Linked DNA regions of Mus musculus: region 2 is linked to region 1. The links are chromatin loops, found by intact Hi-C in ENCODE. Cell type or tissue: left cerebral cortex. All regions are shown on one strand.

The links. Peaks named below come from ENCODE experiments on the same cell type or tissue, not always from the same donor. Only the 100,000 strongest peaks of a DNase experiment are listed, where the experiment ranks them.
Region 2: a loop joins it to region 1, with 2.0 times the contacts of the local background. A loop is called at or near these places in 2 of 42 quality-filtered maps.

What each region holds. Positions count from the first base shown.
Region 1 is chr10:41,286,904-41,291,903 of GRCm38, reverse strand. The region is part of intron 1 of Fig4 (FIG4 phosphoinositide 5-phosphatase); the gene reads left to right. Among named protein-coding and RNA genes, the nearest start is that of Fig4, 14 kb to the left of the region's middle. In left cerebral cortex, a CTCF peak has its summit at 2,872 (motif pointing right); DNase peaks (open chromatin) are centred at 2,896 and 4,043; H3K4me3 peaks cover 217 bases; H3K27ac peaks cover 237 bases.
Region 2 is chr10:41,069,570-41,074,569 of GRCm38, reverse strand. Gpr6 (G protein-coupled receptor 6) reads left to right here and starts at 2,280. Exons shown (of 2, transcript NM_199058.2): 1 at 2,280-2,443; 2 at 2,967-4,593. The coding sequence starts at 2,986. The coding sequence ends at 4,077. In left cerebral cortex, CTCF peaks have their summits at 2,128 and 2,991; DNase peaks (open chromatin) are centred at 2,217, 3,085 and 3,687; H3K4me3 peaks cover 1,859 bases; H3K27ac peaks cover 233 bases.

The sequences.
Region 1 (5,000 bases):
CACAATTTCCTATTTTTTTTTAAATTTATATCTTTTTTTAAAAAAGATTTATTTTATTATTATATGTAAGTACACTGTAGCTGTCTTCAGACACACCAGAAGAGGGAGTCAGATCTTGTTACGGATGGTTGTGAGCCACCATGTGGTTGCTGGGATTTGAACTCTGGACCTTCTGAAGAGCAGTCCGGTGCTCTTACCCACTGAGCCATCTCACCAGCCCCTTAATTTATATCTTTAGTTTGGTGGAAAATTTCTAAAAATTAGAAAGCTTTTGTGTTTTTTTGCTTGCTTGTTTGTTTTTTGTTTGTTTCTTGTTTTTGGCCTATACATGGTCTAAAAATGTCTAGGTTCTTTCTTTGATTAATAGTGAAATGGAGGACCACCAGACTATGATCTTTTTTATTTTTAAGACTGTATGTATAGCTTTTATTGTCATGTTGAATTGCTTGAATTTTAGAAACATCTCGTAACTGAAAATATATTTTGCCCAGAAGTTCTGAAACTGGTCAGGTGGGCGTGGTTTTGCTTCCCAAGAATAATTCTCCATAGGTGTCAGTGAGCCATCTGCACTACTGTCTTTATACATGAGGTGTGCAGAGGTCCAGGCTCCTGGTGGCAGTGGCACCTCTTGCTGCTTTATCTGTATATCTGAATGTCCTCAGGGAATTGGCCCAGTACAGGTTCACAGTCAGTTTACTTAGAATTGATTGCAACGATGTAGCAATAAGCAATGGAGTCTGAATTACAAAACAGTGCACCCTGCTGCCACTCTCCAGTGCAACTGACAATTTAGTCCTGACTTATATACTGAAATGGATGCTGTCCTTTAATTGGATGGTGTTACCTACCTGTCTGTCATAACTCTGTGCTGCACCTGAGAATTTCTAATGTTACTTTGTTTCTATATTTCTATCATCTCTAAGAATTTCATAAGTTGTGTTTGATTGTATCCACACCCTTCCTCCCCCAGCTCTCCCCAGATCCACCCCTACTTCCATCTCCCTCCAACTTTGTTCCTCCTCTTTTAGATAATAACCTAGTGAGTCCAGTTTGTGCTGTCTGTATCCTCCTTGGGTGTGGAGACATCTACTGAAGTGTGGTTGGTTTGCCAGAGCTCATGCCCTTAAAAAACCGGACTCTTCTTTCCCCAGAAGCCATTGATTGTCCATAGCTTCTCAGTTAGGGGTGAGGGCTCATGGTCCCCCTCCCGGCCATACTCCGGTGCTGACTGGCTTGATCTTGTTTTGTATAGGCAGCCATAGCTGCTAGGTCTTGAGAACAGGAGTCCTATCATGTCCTGAAGACATTATTGCTCTGATGCTCCCTGCCTTCTAACTCTTTCTAGAATCTTTCTGCCCCTTCTTCCATCATGGTCCTTGAACTGTGTGTACCTGTTGCTACAGGTGTCCCAGTTGTAAGTTTCTTCATTAGCTAATGTCTACTGCAAAGTGAAACTTCTCTGGTGTGATTGAGAGCTAGCCTCATCTGTGTGAACAGAGCTAAGACTAAAGGACGGTTTGATACTGTGTCCGTTTATTATTAATTATTTATTAATTATTCTCCAGAAAAATAGTCGTAGGTCTACCGCTGGTGAGTGTGAGCTCTTCAACCGTGGGTTCTGGGCCAGATCTACAGCAATCGAGCCAGACAGCAGTGGGTTACCCCATTCTTGCCACTATTGCAGCCATGGCATATGGAGAGGGGTGGGAGGGTAGGGGTGAGCAGGAAGTGAGGAGAGGGATCAATAACTCTAAGGATGTTTGAAAAAGCTGTATAAAATCTATTTTATAAGATATGTATATGAAATATATATAGTTATATAGTTATATACGAATCAAGAATATAAATATATATGCATTTAATTGGAGTTATCTTATACAGTTATCTGTTCCTCTCAGAATCCCTAAGTTGCCAACTAAGCAGAGCGGCAGGTATTGGGTCCCCAGAGCTGTTGGTCAGAGCTGGCTGCAGACCCCTCAGTGCAGGATTTTTCCTTCTGTTCAGCAGAACTTGTTGGTTAGACCCTGTCGCTGAGGGAAGACAGCACACACATTGGTCACAGAACATAGAAAAAGTCAAGTTGGTTCTGAGCAGTAAGCTCTCCCCTGCTGGCTGGCTTTCATAGCAGTAGAAAGTACTGTGTAGGCTACTAGAGGTGTGGTGGGGTGGGGGTCACCATTGTCTAACCAGCTGTGAACCCCGTAAATGACAACAATAACTGGCAAGACAAGGTATGTCATCTTAGTCTTGGTTTTTAGTTTGAATCTTGCTTTTTTTTCTTCAGAAACATGTGCCGACTTTGTGTTTGTTTTTGTTTTTTTTTTGTTTGGTTTCTTTTTTTTTTGTGGAGGGATGAGAGTGATGTCTTCTTTTATTTTTATTTTATTTTTTTAAATTTTTTTGGTTTTTCGAGACAGGGTTTCTCTGTGTAGTCTTGGCTGGCTTCGAACTCAGAAATCCGTCTGCCGCTGCCTCCCAAGTGCTGGGATTAAAGGCGTGCGCCACCACTCCCGGTCGTTCTTTTATCTTCTAGTACTCTGGGGTCCATGGGACCCCAATCTGTTTCTGCTGGAGGCTCATTCATGTAAATCGTTTCTCTTCTTGGGTAAGCCTTTCCATTTGCAGTTATTCTTCTGCTTCCTCCCGTGGGGAGATCCGTCTTGAGTGGTGTTATCCAGTATGCCACAGTGTGAGTTTGCGTGGCCACAGAATTGCTGTATTCAACAAGAAGAACACGGGACTGAGTGGGAACAGCTCTTTCTGGAAAAATTACCTCTCTTTTTTAAATTAAAAAAATCAAATTAGTACTAGAGTGGATTTTGGCTAGCCATCAGAGGGCAGTGTAGACAGTGATTCTCACCGTCCCCACGCCGGTCAAAGCCTCAGAGCAGTCTCCACACGAGGGCGCTATTCTCCGCACAAATTCTTTTAAGGGACCATTTCTGAGGGCAGAGCCTGTGGATAGTCACATGACTTCCCGTCCCTGTTAGGGCCCACTCTCCCTGCTCTCCCTGTGAGAGCCTGCTGCCTGTGAGGGTCTTCTCTATGTAGGGCCTGCAGTGAGGGCCTGCTCTCCCTGTGAGGGTCTGCTATCTGCAAGGGAACACTCTGCTCAGTGTGTTAGGGGCTCTGTGAGCATCTTCTGGCTTCATCTTGTTTTTGCTATGAACATAACAATCCCTTTCGTGCCTTTTCTTGCTAGTCGCTCTCCTGGGCGTTCTTTATCATCATGACCTCAGTAAGGTGGCTCCCTTTCTGGTAACAAGAATAAATAGCTTGCAAACCATTCTTTCTAATTTATTTGGTTGGCTGTTTTATCAGATTGGTCACCCCCTCCTCTAGGCAGTGAGTTGGGGCTCGTGGCTGACATTCTGAGTTTCTTTCCCTCAGTTTCCCTCTCTGTCTGGCTGTTCCCCCAGTGCCTAGAGTCCTGTTACTGCATTCCCCAACTTTGTTTTCTAATTGTTATTAAAATCACTTTATTCCTACCTCCTTACTACTGACAGTGTCAAGGAAACCCTGCCTATTCTAGGATACCAGGGGCTAAGCACTTCAGCTAGTTATCTTCTAACTGGTATCAGCCAGCATATAGGTTTGTTTTTCATAACCTGTGGGTAGATCAGACCTTTATAAACAAAGTCATTGTTGCTTAGCAACAGGATACATTCTGAGAAATGTGTCGTTAGATGAGTTTCACTGCAAACATAATAAAAAAAAAACCACTTACCCAAACTAAGACATAGTTATGTTGCTATTAGACAATGCAATCTTATGTCCCCATGGAACATGAGGAACATCTTTAACAAGATGTTATTATTGCTGTATTATTATGTGACACATGTACACTTAGTAAAAGCTTCAGTGAGTTTTATTTATCCTACAGATTTAGATAGAAAACATTGTAACAGAATTCTGCATACTGTTATTTCTTAGAATTGTACTCATTCTTGAAGTCCAAATGCTAGACTCTTCCATCATTGTATACAGCTCCAGCTCCTTCTTCAGTCTCATCTGCTTTGGCTTCCAATGGCGGATGCTTTCCAGCTTGACCTTTGACATTGTCCAGCAGACAGCTGTATGTAGTGTTTAGTTGGTTTACATCTGCACATTGCGTAACCGGTGACATGGTAAAATGCTGGCTGACTATGGCAGTATCTTCTCACTTTTTTTAAATGGGTTATTTTATTTATTTACATTTCAAAAATATTACTTTTTAAAGGACATGTTTAAGCAAAATATCTTTACAGTATTTACTTTTGATAATGAGATTTTACTTATCTTCTTTAAAGTAATTTAAGAATAATTGAATTAAGGAGATAGCTTGGCAGAGTGTGTGCTTAGCATGTATGGGGCTCTTGGTCTGATTCTTAGCACTACCCAAAAATAAAGCAGTCCACTTAGTTTTGCTTATGAACTTTATGTTTAAAAAAAGGATTGTTGTGGGAAATATCAAAAAATGAAACTGTCATGTTGCTGTGTTTGTGCCGGCAACTCTCTGCCCTGGTGGCCTGGCCGGCAGTAGCCGGACGGTCTTTATCTCATGGAGACTCTGACTCAAAGCACCAAAATCTCTTTACCCAGCTTGCTGGGTTCCCACTGGTGGGTCCTTACCACACCAACCCCATGCTTCCAATCCCCCACGGCCTTTGTGGTACACATCAGGCAAACCCACGCTTTGCCGCCATACTTTTCTCTCTGGAACCCTGATGATCTGCTGTGTGAAAGAAAACACAACACAAATACAAACAACAGTAACTCACTCACTGGGCGCAACAACTAAAATCCTAATCTTGTAAGCCTTATTAAATCTAAATCCTCCGGTGCCGAATCCTGACAGATCCGCCATTGAAACTGGGAGACACTCGTAGCTACATCTTGTCCTCACGCTATCCCTGCCCAGAAAGGACCTAACTCTCTCCTGTTTCCTGTCTTCCTCCGTCTAACCTGGAAGTCCCCCCTACTGGCCCAGTGATTGGCTCCTTTATTCATTAGGGGATTGA
Region 2 (5,000 bases), 220 kb after region 1:
AACATTAGGTGGAGTTCAAAAATTCGTGCTGAAGAGGGGGCTGTGAGGATCAGAGGAGCCAGAGGGTCAAGGAATTCCACAAGAAAACCCACAAAATCAACAAACCTGGACTCATAGGGGCTCACTGAGATTTAATTAATAATCAGGGAGCCTGCATGGGTCTAACCTAGGCCCTCAGGATATCTGTTATAGTTGTGTGGTGTGGTGTTTTTGTGGGACTCCTAACAGAAGGAGCAGGGACTATTTCTGATGCTTTTGCCTGCTTTTGGGTCCCTTGTCCTCGTGCTTGGTTGCCTCGCCCAGCCTTAATATGAGAGGAGGTGCCTAATCTTAGTGAAACTTGATGTGCCACGTTTGGTTGATATCCCTGGGAGGTCTGCCCTTTTCTGAAGAGAAACAGGGGAGTGGATGGGGAGGGAGGAGGTGGAAGGGAGAAGGAGGAGGTGAGGGACAGAGGGGTAAGGTTAGCTCAGATCCATTCTCTGTAGGCTGGCTGTGAAACTGTAACAGACTTGAACCTCTCCTGCCAGGCATGTGCATCTTTTGGCATTGCAACAGTGTTATCATTTATGATGTTCATGCTTAAGAACCACGTGATCAAGCTCCAAGGGGAAAAAAATCTCACACACACACACACACACTCATAATAAGATTTTGTGTTGGCCTGGCCACGAGTGAGGATTTGAGCCTGTACCAGACAGAATCATTTGCAAACTTTGCAGTCATCGTGCTACGGCAGCGGTTTGACAGTTCAGTCGACAGCTCTGAAGCAAAGTTCTTGGCACTGACATGACAGTCTTCCACTGAAACTCAGAAATGTGAAGCTTCACTGAGTTTTATGTTCATGACAATGGTGGAATGTGTTAAGTCTCAAAACCCCCCAAATGGTGGGTAAATTCATGCATAGCCCAGCATTGGCTGTTGCCATGAAGAACTGGGCATTCTTAGGCATGAGCCATCTCCCAGGTAAGTTCAGGTGCACTGAGGCAGGAGCAGGGGTGGTTTGGGAGGTCCTGTCTATAAAGTAGCCAACACAAGCATCCCTATGCTCCCCCAGACTATGGGCCTGCTGAGTCTCAGTCTCTCTCTCTCTCTCTCTCTCTCTCTCTCTCTCTCTCTCTCTCTCTCTCCCTCCTTTCCTTTCCCCCCTCCTTTATATGCACTGGCTGGGAGGAGGCAAGAAGCACCTACAATGTATGTTGCTTTTTTTTCATGTAATGTGTGAAGGCCACAGCAGTGGCCCCAGTCCAGCCTTGTAATAGCAGTGTGTATTCATTTCTTTTAGAGCCTCTTACAGAGTCAGCTGCGTTAGCTTTTGGCCCAAGTACAGCTATTGGAGATTCTGTCTCGTTACAAAGGAAAGAGACAAATACTTGCATTTTTACTGACAAACCAAAACACCTTTGAACCAAAAGGGTGATTTATCTGGGCTGAAAATAAAACCCGTGCCTACTGAAGTCTTGTGCAGCTGACTTATCACTATTTTGGTCCTATAATTTGTTTTATAAGGTAGTAATTAGCAGGGCAAAGTCTGTTGCCAGGAAAGTAAATCACATTTTGCTGTTTTCTTCTTTTCTAACAAGACACAGACCTTGTCTTCAGTTAAAGAGCAGTTGCAAGGGCACCAGCAAGAAGGGCAGAGATCAGATAGTGGTGGAACCTGCAGGGGAGGGCTCAGAAAGATGACGGGGACGGGGACGGTGGGGGGGGGGGAGGATTCCTCGGGTAAATCTCTGGAAAAAGAAACGGTTTCCAGTCTTGTCCTTTTATCTTGTCTTTTTTCTCGGCTCTGTGTTTCTTCCCTGGCTATAGCCAAGTGGCACAAACGCTATAAACACTCTTACAAAGAGAACTTCTCTCTCTCTCTCTCCTTTACAGATGCCCCAACCGCCCCTTCTCCGTGGCTTCTTCGTTTCAGTGGTCCTTGGCTCTGGCCTTTGCTATGTGGCTTATTGTCACTCACCCCTCGCCTTCCTTTTCCAGCTCACCCTCTTTCGCCTGGCCTCAGGCTCTCTTCAATCCTTTCTCTCTCTCTCCTCTCAGCCCCATCCCATTCCTGGAGGTATCTGGACTGGTAGAGACTCTGGCTTCTCCTTCCTTCTGGATCTCTCTGAAATGTTTCTGTGAGGGGTGGGGAAATGTCAAGAAGGATTGGCCTGGCGGGTGTGGCTAGTAATGCACTGAAACCAGAACCCAGAGCCTGACGTCACCGGACCCCGCCTGTCAATCTCGGGCAGGCGCGCAGCTCGCAGCTCGCAGCCTGCCATCTCTGCCACTGCCTCTCACTCGCAGCGAAGGTGGCTCAGCGACAGGCGACCAGTACTTTCCTCTTTGACGCGGGGCAGCCTTCTGCAGGCAGCTGCTCGGACCGCGCAGGGAGGATAGCCAGGCACACAGCCGCGGAGCGCATGACCAGAGACTCCCGGGATCCCTGACTCCCCAGGTGAGCAGCGGGCTCCTAAGGGTACTTTGAGCTTCTGGGGAAGGCGAGGGGGTAAAAGGCAGTCCTGGAGTGAGTCCGTCCAGGAGTCAAAGAATTGGAGCAAGGCTTGACCACTGCACCTTAGCAGATTCCCCCCTTAGCCTTTCAATCCCCAGTTCCAGACCTGGGGTCTCTGGCTCTCAAACTTCTCTTTCAGGACCGCGGACAGCGGCTTTGCCCAGCTCAGGCTTGCAAAGAGATGACTCTCTAGGTTGATTTGTTTTAGGGTGTTCATGCATGCTAGTGCGTAGTGGAATCTATCTATGCACCTCTGCCAAAGCTCAGAAACCCCGTATATTCCGTTCATTCATTCACTCAACAGGTGCTTATTTATTGGGGTTCTCACTTTTCCCCCACTTCCCCCACTGCGCTCCGTGCGTGTTCCTGAGGTGAGATAAGCAATTTAAGTGAAGCAGTTAGAGCGGGGAAAGTTCATCGGTAGCTTGGGCAGTGCACCTGACAATCTGCGGTCCCTTTTGTGCAGGGAGCAACATCTAGCGGCGATGAACGCTAGCGCCGCCGCGCTCAACGAGTCCCAAGTGGTGGCAGTAGCGGCCGAGGGAGCGGCAGCTGCGGCTACAGCAGCAGGGGCACCGGACACCGGCGAATGGGGACCCCCAGCAGCATCCGCAGCGCTGGGAGGCGGCGGCGGACCTAACGGGTCACTGGAGCTGTCTTCTCAGCTGCCAGCAGGGCCCTCGGGACTACTGCTTTCGGCAGTGAATCCCTGGGATGTGCTGCTGTGCGTGTCGGGAACTGTGATCGCAGGCGAAAATGCGCTGGTGGTGGCGCTCATCGCGTCCACTCCCGCGCTGCGCACGCCCATGTTTGTGCTCGTGGGTAGTCTGGCCACTGCTGACCTGTTGGCGGGCTGTGGCCTCATCTTACACTTCGTGTTCCAGTACGTGGTGCCCTCGGAGACTGTGAGCCTGCTCATGGTGGGCTTCCTGGTGGCGTCCTTTGCCGCCTCAGTCAGCAGCCTGCTTGCTATCACAGTTGACCGTTACCTGTCTTTGTACAACGCGCTCACCTACTACTCGCGCCGGACCCTGTTGGGCGTGCACCTCTTGCTAGCAGCCACCTGGACAGTGTCCCTCGGGTTGGGGTTGCTGCCTGTTCTAGGCTGGAACTGCTTGGCCGACCGCACGTCCTGCAGCGTGGTGCGCCCCCTGACACGCAGCCATGTGGCGTTGCTCTCTACTTCCTTCTTCGTGGTCTTTGGCATCATGCTGCACTTGTACGTGCGCATCTGCCAGGTGGTCTGGCGCCACGCCCACCAGATCGCTTTGCAACAGCATTGCCTAGCACCGCCCCACTTAGCAGCCACCAGAAAGGGAGTGGGAACTTTGGCCGTGGTGCTAGGCACTTTTGGGGCCAGCTGGCTGCCCTTCGCCATCTATTGTGTGGTGGGTAGCCAAGAGGACCCGGCCATCTACACTTATGCCACCCTGTTGCCTGCCACCTATAACTCCATGATCAATCCCATCATCTATGCCTTCCGCAACCAGGAGATCCAGCGTGCCTTGTGGCTCCTGTTCTGTGGCTGTTTCCAATCCAAAGTGCCCTTCCGCTCCAGGTCCCCCAGTGAGGTCTGAAGGGCTCCTCGTGTTCCCTCACAAACACCACAAACCCAACATGCCAGCCTTTGGTGAGCGTCAAGGTGCCTGCTGATGAACTCTTGAGGTGTCAGTGGTGCAAATCTGACTCTGCTGGAGCAAAGGGACTGAACGTGAACGCAACGAACTGACTCAGACAAAGAGGCTTGTTGGCATTTTACATATACAGTGTATACATGTGTACATATATATACAAATCTTTGTATCTTCTGAGGTGTTCAGGACCTGGAGCTTCCTGTTCTGTGAAAACCAAACAAAATGTGGTTGTATACTCAATCGTACATCACATTTGTCAAGTGAAGACATTCCAATACTGCTTAATAATAGCACTTTATTTTTAGCTGCTGAAATGCCAAGACAGTGTTGCCATCCCCAAGAGCAGGAGAAAGGGAGTCTAAGATGTATTTTTGTTGTATGTGATAGAGTATTTTGCTGCACATGCATCGTAAACTACAACATATTTTGTACACAAATAAACACATTATAAAAATATAATCTTGGCTATGTGGTGGATTTTGGAATTAATTGGAAGCTGAATTGTGAGTGTGTTTGTAAAAAGTCTATTACATATCTATCATCTCCTTCCAGGGATAGCCACATGAAATACCAGATCCGGATCATGGGGTAGGGTAGAGTCATGGAGGGAGTAGCATTCACATATGGCATTCCCAGAACATGAAAAGGCCTGGTTGTTACTGTGCAAGCTAATGTGCTCCCTTGGAGACCAGGTTGGGAGAACATGTTTCAGAGGTCAAAACAATTCAAGTCACATAGGTACAGCTGTAAACTCTGAAGCCACAACTTCCCAGTGAAGCTTTACAAATATGGCAAGGTTATCAACATGGCTTGTTCAGACTGTTGCTAGCCAGGTCTGGTAGCCAGGTATAGTGCCTAATAAAATG